Linked DNA regions of Mus musculus: region 2 is linked to region 1. A link is a contact called in ENCODE Hi-C or POLR2A ChIA-PET data. All regions are on one chromosome and are shown on one strand. The core of a region is the stretch at or near the end of the contact, and the rest is flanking DNA. Distances in the headings are between cores, read along the strand shown.

What was found. Hi-C counts contacts between places; a loop is a spot of excess contacts on that map. ChIA-PET counts read pairs that join two places held with the same protein, here RNA polymerase II (POLR2A).
Region 2: a map of Patski shows a loop between it and region 1 (2.3-fold over the local background). The contact joins the promoter of Lynx1 here to the promoter of Jrk in region 1. A Hi-C loop is called at or near these places in 2 of 37 maps with a recorded cell type or tissue (Patski and gastrocnemius). POLR2A ChIA-PET finds 5 or more read pairs at or near these places in 3 of 5 experiments (Patski and embryonic stem cell).

What each region holds. Positions count from the first base shown.
Region 1 is chr15:74,707,894-74,711,041 of GRCm38, forward strand. It overlaps Jrk (jerky), which reads right to left and starts at 1,429. Exons shown (of 2, transcript NM_008415.6): 1 at 1,354-1,429. It overlaps 4933427E11Rik (RIKEN cDNA 4933427E11 gene), which reads left to right and starts at 1,268. Exons shown (of 1, transcript NR_033197.1): 1 at 1,268-2,481.
Region 2 is chr15:74,751,262-74,754,409 of GRCm38, forward strand. Lynx1 (Ly6/neurotoxin 1) reads right to left here and starts at 1,718. Exons shown (of 4, transcript NM_011838.4): 1 at 1,624-1,718; 2 at 594-776; 3 at 282-383; 4 at 1-166. The coding sequence starts at 645.

The DNA of each region.
Region 1 (3,148 bases), core at 179-2,678:
TACTAAGAGCAAGCACTCAAGATATGCTTAGATTTTAAACATCAGTGCCATTTGGCCTGTGTGTGTGTATGTGTGTGTGTGTTAACCAGCCCTTCCTTTCAGACGACACAGTAAGCAGCACCAGCAACCTTTAGAAATGTTCAGAAAAGGCTAAGAGTCACAATGCATAACTAACGCCTTCTCTCTCCCTGTAAATCTTATCTGGAATGCTCCTCCCAATCGAGCATTCGATAAGTCAGAAGGCCACAGAGTTACTTCCACAAGCAGTATAAAAGTGCACCCCAGACCACAACATAAGACACACGAGTCATTTATTCAAATGAAGTTCCAAAGATAGGCAGGGAATACAGCTTGCCACCGGCCAGCTGTGTAACTCTATTCCCTTAAGTCAGTCTCCTGGTCTGCAGAACTCAGTGCTGGTCCCCAAGGCTCTCCTCTGCTAGTTAGATCGAGGATAGTGTGCATACCACTGGCACACAGTATTTGTTGTGGGCACTTCACTGTGGAGCAGAGGGAAATCAAGGCCAGAGTCTACTCTCAGGGGTAATGTTTAACCCAGGCAGCCGAGGAATTCCTCAGCAACTTAGGCTACCGGGAGGCTCAACTTATGATGGCTTAGTGCCTGCCCTGCAGATGTGTTGAGAGTGGTTTAGTGACTGAAGACACCCACTTCAGAAATGAAATTTTTGCCAAGCTCCATGTAGTGGTCCAAGCCTACCATCTCAGCACTTGAGAGACTGAGGCAGAATGGCTTTGAGTACAGTGCCAGCCTGGGCTACCCAGTAAGTGCTAATGTAGGGGGAAAGGGGAAAGAGGAAATTTGAATTTGGTACCACTCTTAGAACCTCTTAAACGTGACTGCAGAGATCCAGGAGGCTTCTACCTTGGGAAGAACTGTTCCAAGGGAACACTGATAACCAAGGACCACTTGAACAGAAGCTTAAAGGACCTTTTCTGGAGCGGGAGTATAAAGTGGGAGAAGCTCCTAAGAGGAGAGGCAAATTTCTTCCCGCAGGTCCTGAGACGTCTGGGGAATGGATGGAAGAAACAGCCTGCAACCTAGCTGCAGCCCAGACGACACACGGGGGAAAAAAAACAAAAAACAAAAAACTCAAAACACAGGCAAGAAACGAATGAAGGGGTCCGGGGAGAGCCAGGAATAACCGAGCTTGCCCGGTCTGCGGACTGGTGAAGCGCCTGGGAGCCGAGGGGACCTGAGAAGGGATGCTCGAGTCCCGAATGCGACTCGATTCCCGAGCGCAGAAACAACGATGATCGTCCGGCTCTGGGATGAGCCTCCAAGTCAGTCGGCGGAGGCGGCGGCCCAGCCCCGCACGGCCCAGCCCCACTCACCTGCGGACCCCGTGCCGCCGCTACCGGCCGGAAACGCCAGCCACGCAGCTCTCCACCGGCCCGCTCTTCTCGGCCTTCCCCGACCCACTTCCGGGGGACGCTCTAGACCACCGGGAGACTTCTGTCTCGGTGGTGTCTAGGTCGCTAAGGGGCGACCAAGCAAGGAAGCGGTCCGGGCCCAGCGGCTCAGCCTCCGGTAGAACAACAAAAGCCACAGGGCGCTTCGCGTTTCCTGAGGAACGGAATCTTCGAGCGGAGCGTCCGATCCTGGGAGCCATGGCCCGGAGAGCACGGACGGAAGGCTGGGTCCAACGCCACCTTGCGGTGGGAGGTACCCAAGGCCCGCCGGTTGCCAGGACCCCCTTTCCATCCTTGTGGACCCTTCTTTTAGCTAGGATTCAAAACGTGTCCAATTTAGACGATGCTGATGATGAGATTTGAATCGTAGTATATAGCGTAGAGGCTTTGAGAGGCATTGAGATGAAATGAACCATTTTGTATGTTGAACATACCTGAATTCGATCAGTTGTGTGGGTGCCCAGTCTCTAGATCCCTGAACCTGCGAGTTCAAGAGCTGAAAGGAACTTGGCAGGCATAACCAAAAGAAAGTCGTCGAAGTATAAAGTTTATTCTGATTGTCTGTAAGCACAACGGTTCGTTGTTAAAGGATCGAGTGAGAGAAGACACTCCAAAGGAAGGCTATGAACTGACAACAGAGCCTGAGCCTTGTGCTTTGAAGATGGAGGAAGACTACCATTCAAGAAGTGCAAGTGGTTTACAGGAGCTCCAAAAGGCGGGGAAACTTCGGACTACAGACCTGTTGGCACCCTGATCTCAGTACCCTGGGTCCTCAGAAGTGGGAGAAAACATAATTGTGTTGTTTTGGGACCTCCACACGGGGGTGATTAGTCACAGCTCCATAGAAACACAGATTGTGGAAACTTGTTCCTCCTTAATTCACACCCTTGCCTGAGTACCCAGGACCCGTCTGCCTGTTCTTCCCCACCCTCTCTTGTTAAATCTCTTGCTCTCTCCATTCAAATTCCCCAGGGATCTCCAGTACAAGATTTTTAATAATACCAAGGAAGGCTGGGTGGCTCCCAAATCCATGTCTCCTTCCAGAATCTCCTCTCTGATGTCGAAACTTCTGTCTCTTCCCAGGACCTGGACATAACATGCACCTTGAACACAGTGTTTCTGAAATGAAGATGGGAGCCTTGTGATTGGCCTGGTGCTACCCATGGTTTTTCCTGGCAGTTCCACCATCCCACTCACCCTGAACTCTTCCTCATGCCCCACACCCATTCCACCACATCTGATTGGCCTTGCCCCCAGAATCTATTTTTTTGGATTCCCTCCTTCCCTCCACCCCCCTGAACTCTGGACAGGCTATCTGTTGCCTGTTCCTTGTTCCTATTGTTCTGACCATACATTATTGTCAGCTACTGCTGCTGCACTGTGAGCCAAAACCCTGCCCTGGGACAGCCACTGTCTTGTAGCACATGACTGTGGGTAGTGACTTAAGTGCAGGCCAGTGCTAAAATGTATGGGACATGGGAGGAAACTGAGTCACAGAGGATACTAGGCACATGATGTGACTGAAATCCAGGACCCTTAGAAGTATTTCCGTCAAGTTTTCTGGACTCCCCTGGGACAGCTGGCTCCATCTCTGCCGGTGGTTCTCTCCTGCCACCTTGTGAACATGGGATCATACATTTCTCTAGGGGAAGGGCTTGGCAAGGACCTGGGGCTTGGCACATGACTCCAGACTTATCTCAAGGACTGAGTGCACTCT
Region 2 (3,148 bases), core at 468-2,967, 44 kb after region 1:
GCTGGGACCAGGGCCAAGGTCACCGGGGTAGCAAAGCCAGCACCGTTGCAGAGGTAGTACTGGCAACAGGAGGTGGCAGATGCATGCTTGGAATAGCCATCGTACACGGTTTCAAAGCAGCTGGGGACACAGGACTTCCTCACCTTCATCCGGTATGGGGTGAAGTCTGCAGGGGACAGACACAAGAAGGTTACAGAAGAGAGGATCAGAACCTTGGATAGCCCAGTCTTAGCTTGTCCACCAGTGCAGGTAGAAGCCTCCCTCCAGGATGCCAGACTCACAAGTTCGTGTGGTCATACAGTAGGTGGCCATGGCTGGGCAGCGCATGGGTTTGAAGCAGTTGTCTCCATTGTAGGCACACACGTGGCACTCCAGAGCCTGGGCTGTGGATGAGGATGGGGATCAGAGAGCAGGAAGAAATCCTTTTCCTGTCAGTCAGACCCCAGCTGTCTCCAGGCAACCTCCCACTTCCACTGGCGGCCAGATCAGGACATCCAGAAGGGGAGAGAATTCTGGCCAGCCTGCCCTTTCTCCACCCACCTTTTCCCAGGGTCAGGCTTCAACCGGGTCCCTCTAGCCTCTGTCCACCTTACCCACAGGCAGGCCCATCAGGGCCACCAGGAACACTGTGAGCAGATGGGTCATGACGGAGACGTGAGGGCAGTGCCAGAGTGAACAGGAGGTCAGCAGCTGGTCCAGGATCCAGCTCAAGCCAGGGAGGAAGCAGGGCACAGAAGCCCTGCCTGAGCTCTTGGTCTCTTAGAGATAAAACATCCCTGCATAGACGATGACAGAGATTTGTAATGACAGCTGGGCTGGGGCGGGCACAAGAGCCCTCCCAGCTCAGTGGGTGTCACTGATTTCCAGTTACCTGGAGATGGGAGGAGGGAGTGGGATATGGAGCATTCCGACCAAAAGCAAGCAAAAAGGGAGGGCGGAGGGAGCTAAAGACGGGGAAAAATGGGCAACATCAATGAAAACCAGGAAGTCCCAGAGTCCTTGAATGCCAAACACAAAGAGAACTTCACCCAGGGGGTCTTTTTTTTTTTTTTTTTTTGCAGGGGATACTTGGCATGCAGTCTCTTCCTGGCAAAGCCCAGAGTGCAAGAGGCTTGCCAAAATAAGACTGGAAGCCAGGTTTGGACTCTTCGTGGGGCAGGGGTCCTTCTCGCGTTTGCTCTCACTGCGTGAAGTCTCCCCAACCCCCGTGCGCAGAGAAGTGCAGGGCTGTGTGACTCCTTCACCACAGGGGAAGGGGCCGGACGATGCTTGCCCGAGACAGAGCTCCGTAGGCTGGGTCTGGTGTTTGGGACTGTTGGAGGGGGATGTGAACTAATACTCTCCTCCCTGCCTATAGACTCGGGCCGGCCCTTGCTGTAGGGGTACCAAAATACCCTCCCGGAAGACAACCCACCCTTTATGACCCATTTTCTAGGTGCCAGCCCGGGATGCTGAAGTCCTGCCTCAGGCCTGGCCTGAGGCTCGACTGAGCCTGCCCCATCTCGGGGAGCTCCGCCCGAAAGACTGCAGTCTTGCTTGGAAGGACTCCCAGGGCGGGCTGGGTGTGGAGTGACCTCGCCCTTGCCCTTCACCACCACGATCCCTATCGTCATGGAAACTCACCCCTGGCCGCTCCCAGGTCCCTCCTGCTGTCTAACTGGGAATCTGTACACACTTCGTGCGGTGTTGGTACCGCATCGCAGGCAGGCCAAGTAGGCTCCGCCGGGGCAACAGATCCGCAGTGCCTGCTCACGACTGGCCCCGCCCACCCCGCCCCCAGGACACACGCTCCGCCCCGGAGACCGCTCAAACCCCGCCCCAGCCTGCCTTCTGTAGGCTCAGTCTCCGGGATAAACTCTTTCTGGTAATGGACCTAGTGAGCAAAGCCTGGGCATCGCTGGGCATCAGAATGCACCTACTCATGTGAAGATTCCCAGTAGCGACCCAGAGGAGAGTATACACCTCCTGAAAATTCTCCTCAGGTTTTGCCGTAGCTCTCCTCATCCCTGCTGCCCTGCCCCCACAGACCAAGCTGCACTGTGTGGGCATGCTGACTCTGGGAAGAGGCACTACCTGGAGAAGGACCTCACCGCACCTCTGCCCTTACTTGGGATCCATAGCAACGCTTTCGAGCAAGCCTTAGAGGAATCCAATGGCTGACAAGCAGTTCTTACCATCAAAAGTGTGCCACTAAATAATTGCTCTATGTAGCTAAAATTCATTTTATTTTTATTGTGTTTCAAAAGCAGCCAAATTTTAATAGTTCTTCACGAATCCTACTTTTTTTCCTGTTGTGGGAGGAAGAAAATAAAGTCTGTAGTAATAGCGAAGAGTGCATAGGGCATTCTTCCAGCAGGTGCATGCGCACATACATACAAGGGGCCTTAGAACTAAGACAAACACACCAGAGGAGTAGGAGCTGGGAGGTAGAGGCAGGTGGATTTCTGTGAGTTCAAGGCCAGCCTGGTTTACAAAGGAAGTTCCAGGGCAGCCAGGGCTCGTTACACGGAGGAACCCTGTCTTGAAAAAAAAAACAAATAAAAATAAAAACAACGGAGACAAACAACCAATAAACTCTAGTCCTTGAGAAAACATACCCGTTCCTCCAAACCATCCACAAAGACCGTGTGGCAGTGCGCAGAAATAAGATCGGCTCCCATAGAGTCATATGCTTAAATATTTGGTCCCCGATGTGGGCAGGGGGTGGGGACTAAAAGGTGTGCTCTTTTTGGAGGAGGTGTGCAGGTGGATGAAGCATCAATCCTGCATGGGGGTGGGGGAGAGAATTGAGGCTGAGCTCTCAGCTCTTCCTGCCTCCGTGCCTTTGCTCCTCCACTCCTGGGCTCCACCTTTCTGAAATGGTAAGCCAAAATTAAATGCTGTCTTTTATAAGTTGCCTTAATCGTGGTGTTTTGTCCCACCAATAGAAAAGTAATTCAGAATCTGTAGATTTCTTTTGGCAAGATAGCCATTTTTACAATGTTGATCCTGCCAATCCATGAGCATGGGAGATCTTTCCATCTTCTGAGATCTTCTTTAATTTCTTTCTTCAGAGACTTGAAGTTCTTATCATACAGATCTTTCACTTCCTTAGTTAGAGTCACTCCAAGATATTTTATATTATTTGTGACTATTGAGAAGGGTGTTG